Linked DNA regions of Homo sapiens: region 2 is linked to region 1. A link is an interaction called in ENCODE POLR2A ChIA-PET data of the cell type or tissue named here. Cell type or tissue: MCF 10A. All regions are shown on one strand. Links, peaks and the distances in the headings refer to the core of each region. The heading gives the core; the rest is flanking DNA.

The links. ChIA-PET counts read pairs that join two places held together with the same protein. Peaks named below come from ENCODE experiments on the same cell type or tissue, not always from the same donor. Only the 100,000 strongest peaks of a DNase experiment are listed, where the experiment ranks them.
Region 2: POLR2A ChIA-PET joins it to region 1 with 5 read pairs; 3 of 35 experiments call an interaction of 5 or more read pairs at or near these places.

The regions. Positions count from the first base shown.
Region 1 is chr15:52,555,513-52,560,892 of GRCh38, reverse strand. It overlaps ARPP19 (cAMP regulated phosphoprotein 19), which reads left to right. Exons shown (of 3, transcript NM_006628.6): 2 at 3,671-3,793. Among named protein-coding and RNA genes, the nearest start is that of ARPP19, 11 kb to the left of the region's middle. In MCF 10A, for the core only: no CTCF peak of the experiment used is centred there; a DNase peak (open chromatin) is centred at 2,522.
Region 2 is chr15:52,285,977-52,291,356 of GRCh38, reverse strand. The region is part of intron 1 of MYO5C (myosin VC); the gene reads left to right. Among named protein-coding and RNA genes, the nearest start is that of MYO5C, 7.1 kb to the left of the region's middle. RefSeq lists an enhancer at 4,496-5,252. In MCF 10A, for the core only: no CTCF peak of the experiment used is centred there; a DNase peak (open chromatin) is centred at 2,846.

The DNA of each region.
Region 1 (5,380 bases), core at 106-5,105:
TCGTGTAGCTGCTACTAGAGCCCCTGTTTATCTGCCATATGTCCCTCTGTAGGAGCTCACAGGGGCGACTGCTGTCTGCTGTTGGTGGTGGCATCACCAGGAGCAGAATGGATTCTTTCTCTCATGCCTTTTAATCTGGCATAGATGCCGTTGACAGAACCTAATAAGAACTCAGTAACTGTCAGAATATTAATGCATGTCCAAGCACTTGAACTAACTTATCATTAAGGTCCTAGAACTGCCTAGCTCTGTAGAATGTTTCTGTAGGATTCATGAAAACTTTTGTGGAAGTCTTAATGGTGTTTACCACATTTAAAAATCTAGATTAGGTCATCTTTTCCCCCCTGTTAAATCCAACTGAAATTCTGAATCCAGTTAGGAAGTTGCAGCTAGCAGGGGCTTTCAGTTGTGCTATGTATTTGGCAAGAAAGTTCAAGAATCGGCTTGTTTTTTTCTAAGACATGTTATAAATTCATTCTAAATATAAATGACATTTGCAGCTCATAGATGCTGTTTTACCCAAACATTTTTTAATTTAATTAAGCATGCTTAATATGATATATCAATGTATTCCTTATTAAGAAAACAAGGGAATGCGGCTGGGCCCAGTGGCTCATGCCTGTGATCCAGCACTTTGGGAGGCCGAGGCGGGCAGATGACCTGGGGTCAGGAGTTCGAGACCAGCCTGGCCAACATGGCAAAAAAAAAAGAAAAAGAAAATAAGGGAATGCCCGGATTGTGTACAAGGTATTTTCCTTTATATATCAAATGGAGGAAACCTGCAGAAACACTGGAAACCAGAGTAAGTTGCTACCTACATACAATTTTCCTTTAAAAATTTTTAAGGAATTCGGGGAACTATTAGACTTGGAGAACTATTTCAAATCAAAGGAAGAAGTGGAGAGCTCTCACTTCCTAGGCTCAAGAAAGCTGAATTTTTATTGGAAATGTAGGACTCCAGTAACACCCTTAATTTGAAGGTGCAGGGACTAAAGGGTGACAATTAGCTTGGGATCCTTTTCAGCCAAAATTATTTGAAGCCAGCTGTGCAGGGAAACCCAAGAGTAGGCCTCTCCTCCCACATCCACTTCTAAACTGCAGCACTGAGAACACCCTTGGGCTGCAGTAGATATCTGCAGTGAGGGCTGAGCCACATCGAAGCTGTGCAGTGACTCAGCCCGCCTTCCTACATTAAACTTGGTAATCTTACATTTATGTTTATTTCTCTGGCTTTGGTGATGAATATGGTATAGTCATATCTTACATGGGGTTAGGTTCTAATGTTAGTAAGGGAAAAAAATCACATATAGCTAAAATCACCCTTGACAAAATTCTAGAGAAGGCATAATCATATTGGAGACTGCCCCATCAATTCTCAGTAGAGCAGGTAGTCACTTTTATGTCCAGCGTTTGAACAGATGGCTAGATGGCTAGGGTGATTCTTAAGTTGAGTGCTAGCTAAGGTAATAGGCTTGTATTGTACGGGCTGAGATTTTAAACACTGCAATGATAAACAGCATGTTGATGTACTTATGCTCTGCAAGATACCCAACGAGAGACTAACGTGGGAATGGCAGGTTTGCATCACATACCTCACACTTACCTCTCTGGAGCATACCCTTCTTGAATGGAATGACTGGTAGACTCACCACTATTTAAATTCTCTATTTCTGGCTAAGTGCACATAATTGAATGTCGTGCATGTCAAGTGAGTGAATGACGTGGCCACTGTAAAGAGATAACATAAATGGATGAATCTGCAACATAAAAAGAGGCTCCACAGAAAACAGTATTTGACAGAAGCAGCTTTTTTCTCAAAATTCTCCGAGACTGAAAATGAGAAGATCTAACAACAAATGAAGAAGCAGTTCAGGATGAAATACTGATAATATATAAAGTGAATGAAGCTGATTATAAAACATGTATGAGAGCTGGATGTGGTGGTGCATGCCTATAATCCCAGCACATTGGGAGGCTGAGGTGAGAGGATAGCTTTGAGGCCAGGAGTTCAAGACCAGTTTGGGCAATATGGCCTGACCTGTAATTTTTTCCCCCCCGTGGGTACAAAGGGAAGGGAAACAGGATCTTCATCTTTTTTTTTTTTTTTTAATGTATGAATATAATTTTGAGTGAAATATATGCCAAAATTTTATGAAGTTTTTTTTTCTTTCAGTGCTTAGATAGATAAATGGTTTGCTTGCTATATAAGAACATAGGTTTGACATTTATGGATTTAACATTCCTGCTTTGACTATTCCTAAGTAACCTGGAAGGCTCAAGATAGGCAGAGGTATGTGATTTTGCTGATTTAATGTGCAGAAATGAGTCCATTACTTAGAAAATGTGCCTTGCCAGCTGCCCGGTTTATCTATCTCAGTACAGCTTTTTCTCTTTCTCTTTTTCTTTCTTTTTTTTTTTTTTTCTGTTTTGTTTTGAGACAAGTTCTCGCTAGACCTGGGTATGCACCCAGGCTAGAGTGCAGTGGTGTGATCATGACTCACTGCAGCCTCAACCTTCCATGCTTAAGCAGTCATTTTGCCTCAGCCTTTTGAGTAGCTGGAACCACAGACATGTACCATCATGCCCGGCTAATTTTTAAACTTTTTTACAAAGGTTGGGTTTTGTCCATATTGCCCAGGCTGGTCTCGAACTACTAGCTTCAAGCAATCCGCCCACAGCTCCCAAAGTGTTGGGATTACAGGAGTGAGCCACCGTGCCCAGTCTGTTTTTCTTGATTAATTCTTCTGCAGTACTTGCCATGAAGTAATAAACACTCCTTCCCTATTAAATATAGCACTTTGAAAGAAAGCAGACTAAATCAAGACTGTTGTTCAAAGTGAATAGATGGAAGAATTGATAGTTCTGTCAGGAAACAGGTTTTTGATATATTAAAGAATAGGATGTTTGACATGAACAGAGTTTGTCATTTTAAACATGGGGGAGAGTTAGGCAATGATATACATAGATGTGAGGATTGACAAAAATGATGTTTCTCTTCTTTAAAAATAACAGGATGGGCCAGGCATGGTGGGTCATGCCTGTAATCCTATGACTTTGGGAGGTCGAGGCAGGATTGTTTGAGCCCAGGAGTTCAAGACCAGCCTAGGCAATATAGCAAGACCCCATCTCTATTATTTAAAATAATAAAAATATTAAAAATTTATTATAAAAAAACAAATATCAGGATCATCTGTATTCAAGAAAAATGTACTGATAAGTAGGCTGCTGTTAATTTCTAGTAAAGAATCTAACTTCAAATCATACATAATTTTAGATAAATAGAAAAAATTCTGTATATTTTAACAGTATTAGGATGATTCTCTAAATATAGGCAAAGAACTGAAGAGTTCCATAGAAGGTGACTAACTATAAATGTATTATACATGACTGGAAAAGTAATGGCAAGCAAGACTTCAGAGCTGAGCTATCTTGATATTTTTATCCAGTGTGTGGGGTGTTACACATGCATCACAGCTATAATAGAGCTATCACATGGATCTTTTGAAAAACAAGATAGAGATGTTTTAAAGGCTTCTGGGTTTGATTTCTTAGTCAGATGCTGTGGTACTTGGCATTTAACAACTAGAATTCAGAATCCAGATTTTTAAAGGTGAATTATTTTAAATAACTGAGTTGTAATAGAGAAGTAATTTATTTGAAATTATTTTAGGAAATGGAAGATAAAGTGACTAGTCCAGAGAAAGCAGAAGAAGCAAAATTAAAAGCAAGATATCCTCATCTGGGACAAAAGCCTGGAGGTTCAGATTTCTTAAGGAAACGGTTGCAGAAAGGGGTAAGTTCTCATGGGTAATTTCCAAATACTTAAGCCCTACAAACTCAGTATGCTGACAGATTGTGAAACGGATATCTGTGCGTATAGCATTGTACTTTATCAGGTATGTACATATGTGTATATGTATCTGTAATGGGTTTTTCCAATATTTTGCAGTTTATAAATAAGCATTGTGAGAATCTACAACTCTTCAGCATTTTTAATAATAAACTATTTAAAGCATGTAGAAATAGTGCAGATATAACAGAACCCATATACCCCTTCCCAGATTTAATGTTTATATTTTGCCATGTTGGTTTCAGTTTTATCTTTCTTAAGAAAGAAAATGTTGTAGATACTGTTGAAACCCACCCTATATGTAAATATGAGCCCTTTCCCTTATCTCTCCAAAAGCAGCCACTATCCAGAAGCTGGTGTTTATCCTTCTGCCCATATTTTGAAACTTCCATATTTTTTGCAGGTGATTCCCACACAACATTCAAAAGCTTAAAATACTTATTTGGATGAAATGATCACTTAATAAATGCACAGCTATCTCCTTTATGTAATATGTTTCACAGTCAGATTTACTCTAATACAATTTAAACATTTTCATTTTCATAGTTCAAATTACTGAAGATATTATTTTCAAATTCTTGCCATGTTTTGCGAGGTAGATACCATTATTTCTCAATAATGAGATTGAGATAATGCTGGCCTGTTTGTTCCCTAAGTATTGTCCTGTGACCCCTTCCTTTGCTGTAAAAAATTAGAGAGTTCCATCTTCAGCTTAAGCATATTCAAATTACTTACTATACAGGGAAGGATGAAATACTACTTACGGAAGAGAATTGTTGAATGAGATGCTAAATCATGTTTCTCCTTAAATACATTCATATACTGATATCGGCTCCTTGCTTAAAACACGTCTGTGTGTGTATTAGCTCTAGGTACATATGGATTGTTTTAAAGTGGCAAAAAATAGAATGGTATTTTTAATCTTACATGAAAGAATAATATTCACAGCTTTGAAATACTAGGATGATGGAATAATGACACCAAATTTATGAAGATGTAAAACTCCCGTACCATGAAATATATAATCAAGTAGGGAAGTTATTACAAAAATGTTAGTTAATGTCTAAAATACATACAGAAACTTTTAAATATATGAAAGGGAACTTTTAAGTGTACAAGAAAAACACTTAAGGTGCTCCTGGATAAAGGATTTTAACAGGAAATATAAAAAACAGAGAAATGTTTATATATTATAGACATCAGTGAAATGCAAATTACATCATAGTATTTATATAACTAAATTGCAAAAATGTTTAAAATAATACCTATTGCTAAGGTTGAAGTTGAATGAAACTAATATGCTCTTTGTTGTGTTTAAACATTAAAAATTATTACTCGTTTCAGAACAGGGTATGGATTAAGGTTTATAAAAATGTTCTTCAAATCAATAATCTCTTATTTATTAATCTAAGAGTATAATTCAGTACAAGGAAAGTCTTCCAAGTTGGAAGGTCCTCCTTATAGCTTATAACTATAATTAGTAGCAGCACCACTATTCAACAGCAGAGAAATGATTAAATAAATTGAAGT
Region 2 (5,380 bases), core at 313-5,312, 270 kb after region 1:
GGAAGGGTGGGTAGGACAGACGGCTTGAGGAGAGTGACAGTGCCACCAACCATTTCTCTGACAGCATCATTCCAGACCCTCAGCATCCAGGCCACCTTCCTCTGGGTGAATTTTCACACCTTGATGCCCATTTTAGTGGCACTATTCTCTAGCCTTGATCTGCTCAGCCATGAGTACGGTGCAACTTCTTGTGAGCATCCCTCAGTGTATCCTGGCATTATGTTAGTGCTTTAAGCAGAGCTGGTACATGCTCTGCCCCTGGTGGGTCAAATCAAGTCCTGGTCCTGCCCCTTACTAACTGGGTGACACCAGGCAAGTTACTTAACCTGAGTTTCCACACCAGTATAATGGACTGAATCATGCTTACCAGCTGAGGAGGTCACTATGAGGATTAATGGCGTGTAAAATCCTTAGCACAGCACCTGACACATAATGCTTAATAAAGATTACTCAAATACTGATGCTATTATAATACAGTTGATTTTTTTTACCTAAATACAGACTTTACATTTATCCCTATAAAATTTTCTGTTTTGTTTAGTGCCCAGCGTTTCTGTAGCTTGTAAAAACCTTTTGAATCTTGATCATCTTTAGCTAATCAATCATTTCATCTGCTTGTTTGATACATGTGTTTTGTTTTTTCATCTACGATACTGGTGAAAGTGTTGAATGAAAGGGGAGGCGGTAGAGCTCTGTGGCATGCCTCTGGAGACCTTTTTTTTTTTTTTTTCCTAAAGGTTGCTCTTGCTCATTAATTAGAACTCAGGTTATGACTGTGTAGTGACAGGTTCACTACAGTCATTCCACCATCTGTTTCTTTCACTTGTGCAAGAGGAACTCACAAATATCTTCAAAGTTCTGCTGAAACTCAGATGTGCAAGGTCAAAAGAAGTGTCTTGACTAGCAGTCCAGGGCCCCTGTCTAAAATGAGGTCAAAGTTCAGCGTAACGATTTTTTTTTTAATTTGGCTAATTCTAAATAGTTTTTAGACTTCTATATACCATTAACAACTCTGGAAAATTAAATGTATCCATTGTATTATGTATGGGTAGTTCAAAGAGAAAAAAAGGGATGAAAAGACTGAAATACTTAGTCTTTAATTGGTGCAACTGAACCACTGGGAATTTGAATTTTTGTTCAAAAGTTGTTTATGGAGTGCTAGTTATGGGAAGCCTTTGCATTGGATTCCAAGCACAAAGACCAGGCTCTTAAAGTTCAAATGCCAGTGGGGGAGATGGGAGGCAGCCTAGATACCTGGGGGAGGAGCAGAGAGCGCTCAAGGGAAGCATCCAGCTCTGCTAGATGGCAAGTGGCAAGGAGAGTGCCAAGATGAGGAGTGTCTCCAGCTACTCCAGACTGTTCAGAGCTGTTTGCTCTTGGATGGGGAGAGGATGGGTGGGGCTAGGGTGGAAGGAACAGAAGTACACAGCAGAAAGCCAAAGAAGGCCTGCCATGTTCCAGAAAGTGCTAGTGGTTTTGGGTGGCCACAGGCAGAGGGTGGATTGAAAAGAGGGTGAGGCCTGAGCAGGAAATTGGCCAGAATGCTGGTTGCCCAGGCCTGGCTCTTCCTCAAAACCCATGTGGGGGTTGATTTTCAAAGCTTTTCTCTTGCCGGGCCCCACCCACAGGAATTCCAATCAAGTACGGATGAGAGAGTCTGTCTGCCCAAAGAAACCTCGTGCTCAGCCTGGCTGAGGAAGCCTCCGGGGGCTGCTGCACCAGTCAAGAGAGGATTGGTGGGGGTAGGGTTGGGGGCTGACTTATGGCCATGGCAAGGGGGCTGGTAGGCAGGGGCGGACAGGAGAGGGCTTTTAAAAGGCAGTCTTTTCTAGCACCTGGTGACTGTTGGGCTGTTGGGGTGGAGACACAGAGGGGTGCCCAGCACTGTCCCAGGCTTCTGACATGAGGGGCAAGAGAGCTAGGAAGGAGGAGCGTCGGCATCACTGGAGTTTGGAATTTATGAGTCTATGAGGACATTTAGGGGCTGACATCTTGGAGGCAATTGGAAATGTGGTGTAGAGCTCCAGTGCACGATCTGGGTGGGAGGTCTCAGATGCACAGGTGCCAGGCAGTTGCAGAAGCTGTGGAATTGGGTGGAACTCTCCAGAAACAGCCTATCATGAGAAGAGGCTGGGAAGGACCTTGGGAGACACGGACATGGGGGGCAGTGGGAGGGGCAGGGGAGCCAGGGGAGGGGCCCATGAGGAGCGAATGAAGAGGAGGAGGAAGAGAGGGGCATGGTGTGACAATCTGGCCTGGCTGACCTGGAGTGTGGACACTCCCAGTCCAGAAAGCGGTTCTAGGAGGGAAACACATGTCGTCCCATCTTGTCCCATCTTCCATATAAGTCTTCAAGTCATTTCTGTGGCTCATGCCAGAAGATCCCTCAGAAAAGCAGGCGGCGTGAGAAGATGCTGTTCTCATCTCACCTGTGTGCCTTGGGGGGGTGGCTGGCATGGTCTTGAGCTCATAAGGTTCAGTGGTCCCGAGCCTCTGCCTCAGCTTGGCGCCTTGGCATGGGGAGGGCACTCAGGGAAGTTGGGAGGTGGCCCTCTCTTTCCTGGCTCCGCTGAAGGGCTTGGCGAGCTGTTCCATCCCAGTCCACAGACTCCTGCCTCATGGGAAGGCCCCATATTCTGGAGGTCAGTTGACAGCTGGTTACATTGTTTGCATGAACTGCGGACTGCATCTGTTTGGATGAATGCTGTAAAGTTAACTCTTCCTCCAGTTTGAAGCATTGCTTTGTGGGTAGAGGAATGTGAGGGAGGAGGGGACAGGAATGAATGGGTGGAACTTACCCGGAGCTGAGTAAACTCACCGTTGTTTACTTACCAGGCTGGGTTTCAGCTGCAGGGCACTCAATGCCAGCAGAAGCACCAGGATCGCAGGGTGTGGGCGGCCTGGGGTACTGGGCTGAGGAGTCACTGGTCTTCAGAAGAGAAGCCGTCAGTGGTTACGTATGTCCTAATACTGCCTGCCATTTAATACCACTTTTAGCTGAAACCAATCCTAAATTATAGTTAGGAGAGCACATGGACTCTCAAGTAGATGGTTGCAGTTCAGAGTTCAGGATTACTTTCAGGGCCAGATTCGCTTAACTAATACGGAGTTCAAACTAGGAGTCACAGGCCCTAGCTCTGCTGGAGTCCTGGTCCTTTGAGACTCTGTCTGCTGTTTGGTGAGTTATTTCTCTCTGGGCTTCAGTTAGGGGCTCTGTTAAACAAAAGGATTGATTGGCCTAGTGACTTTCACATTACTTCTCAGAGCCCAGGCTTCCTTGGAAGGCCCCCAGGGCTCTCAGCTCCAGCTCCCATCAGAACACCTCCACTTTCACCAGCTTCGCTTAGCCAGCTGTTACAACTTAATTTTTTTTTTTTTTTGAGACGGAGTTTCACGCATGTCACCCAGGCTGCAGTGCAATGGCAAGATCTTGCCTCACAGAAACCTCCGCCTCTCGGGTTCAAGCGATTCTCCTGCCTCAGCCTCCCAAGTAGCTGGGGTTAGAGGCATGCGCCACCACGCCCAGCTACTTTTGTATTTTTAGTAGAGACGGGGTTTCTCCATGTTGGTCAGGCTATTCTCAATCTCCCAATCTCAGGTGATCCACCCACCTCGGCCTCCCAAAGTGCTGGGATTACACACGTGAGCCACCGCGCCTGGCCAGAACTTCCTTTTGAAGTAGGCTTTCTGCAGCTCTAAAAAGGAGTTTGACAAACAACTTGGAGTAGATAATCAGTTCTGAGACTCTGTAGTGGCCAATTCTTGATAAATTTGGTAATTCATGTACAATTCTTTTGGGGGGCATATATTTTGATATTTGCCTTTAAAGATTAACATTCATTGTTCTGATTATGAAAGTAATAGGTACATATTGTAGAAAATACATCCAACTCTCAGGTGTCTCTTATGAGGATCCCATTCCTAATCCATTTTAATGAAGTAAGCTTCATGACGTTAGTAATAAATATTTTCAATAGCAGACCTGGGGTAGGAGCTGTGTAGCCCGTGGCAACAAGGATGGGTGTGGGTGTGTGTGCCTGAGACAGGCGTGTCTGTGTGTTTCTTTATGAGGCCTCCATCGTCCTATCTGCACAAGAGTGTGTGTCACTGCCTGCCAGGTCATTCTTCCATTCTCGTTCTCTCAAAACTTACACATCCATGTCACGTTTCGGCAAGCTTCTGCTTTTTGCTAGCTGTTAAGGATTAAAGCAACTCAAATGATTTAGGGGTAGTCATGATTGATATCCATCCAGTGACTTTTCTGTTTTATTGATTAAGTAAGGCGATTTATATTAACTAATAGATAGGTTCCTCATCCAGCATTGTCCTAGTCTAGTACTTGTAACTGTGAACTTTGTTTGTTTGTTTGTTTGTTTGTTAGTTTTTCTTTTTTTTTTTTCTTTTTTCTTTTTTTTTTTTATTGATCATTCTTGGGTGTTTCTCGCAGAGGGGGATTTGGCAGGGTCACAGGACAATAGTGGAGGGAAGGTCAGCAGATAAACAAGTGAACAGAGGTCTCTGGTTTTCCTAGGCAGAGGACCCTGCGGCCTTCCTCAGTGTTTGTGTCCCTGGGTACTTGAGATTAGGGAGTGGTGATGACTCTCAACGAGCATGCTGCCTTCAAGCATTTGTTTAACAAAGCACATCTTGCACCGCCCTTAATCCATTTAACCCTGAGTGGACACAGCACATGTTTCAGAGAGCACAGGGTTGGGGGCAAGGTCACAGATCAACAGGATCCCAAGGAAGAAGAATTTTTCTTAGTACAGCACAAAATGAAAAGTCTCCCATGTCTACCTCTTTCTACACAGACACGGCAACCATCCGATTTCTCAATCTTTTCCCCACCTTTCCCCCCTTTCTATTCCACAAAACTGCCATTGTCATCATGGCCCGTTCTCAATGAGCTGTTGGGCACACCTCCCAGACGGGGTGGTGGCCGGGCAGAGGGGCTCCTCACTTCCCAGTAGGGGCGGCCGGGCAGAGGCGCCCCTCACCTCCCGGACGGGGCGGCTGGCCGGGCGGGGGGCTGACCCCCCCCACCTCCCTCCCGGACGGGGCGGCTGGCCGGGCGGGGGGCTGACCCCCACCTCCCTCCCAGACGAGGCGGCTGGCCTGGCGGGGGCTGACCCCCCACCTCCCTCCCGGACGGGGCGGCTGCCGGGCGGAGACACTCTTCTCCTCCCAGACGGGGTGGCTGCCGGGCGGAGGGACTCCTCACTTCTCAGAGGGTGCGGCTGCCGGGCGGAGGGGCTCCTCACTTCTCAGACGGGGCGGCCGGGCAGAGACGCTCCTCACATCCCAGACGGGGCGGCAGGGCAGAGGCGCTCCCCACATCTCAGACGATGGGCGGCTGGGCAGAGACGCTCCTTACTTCCCA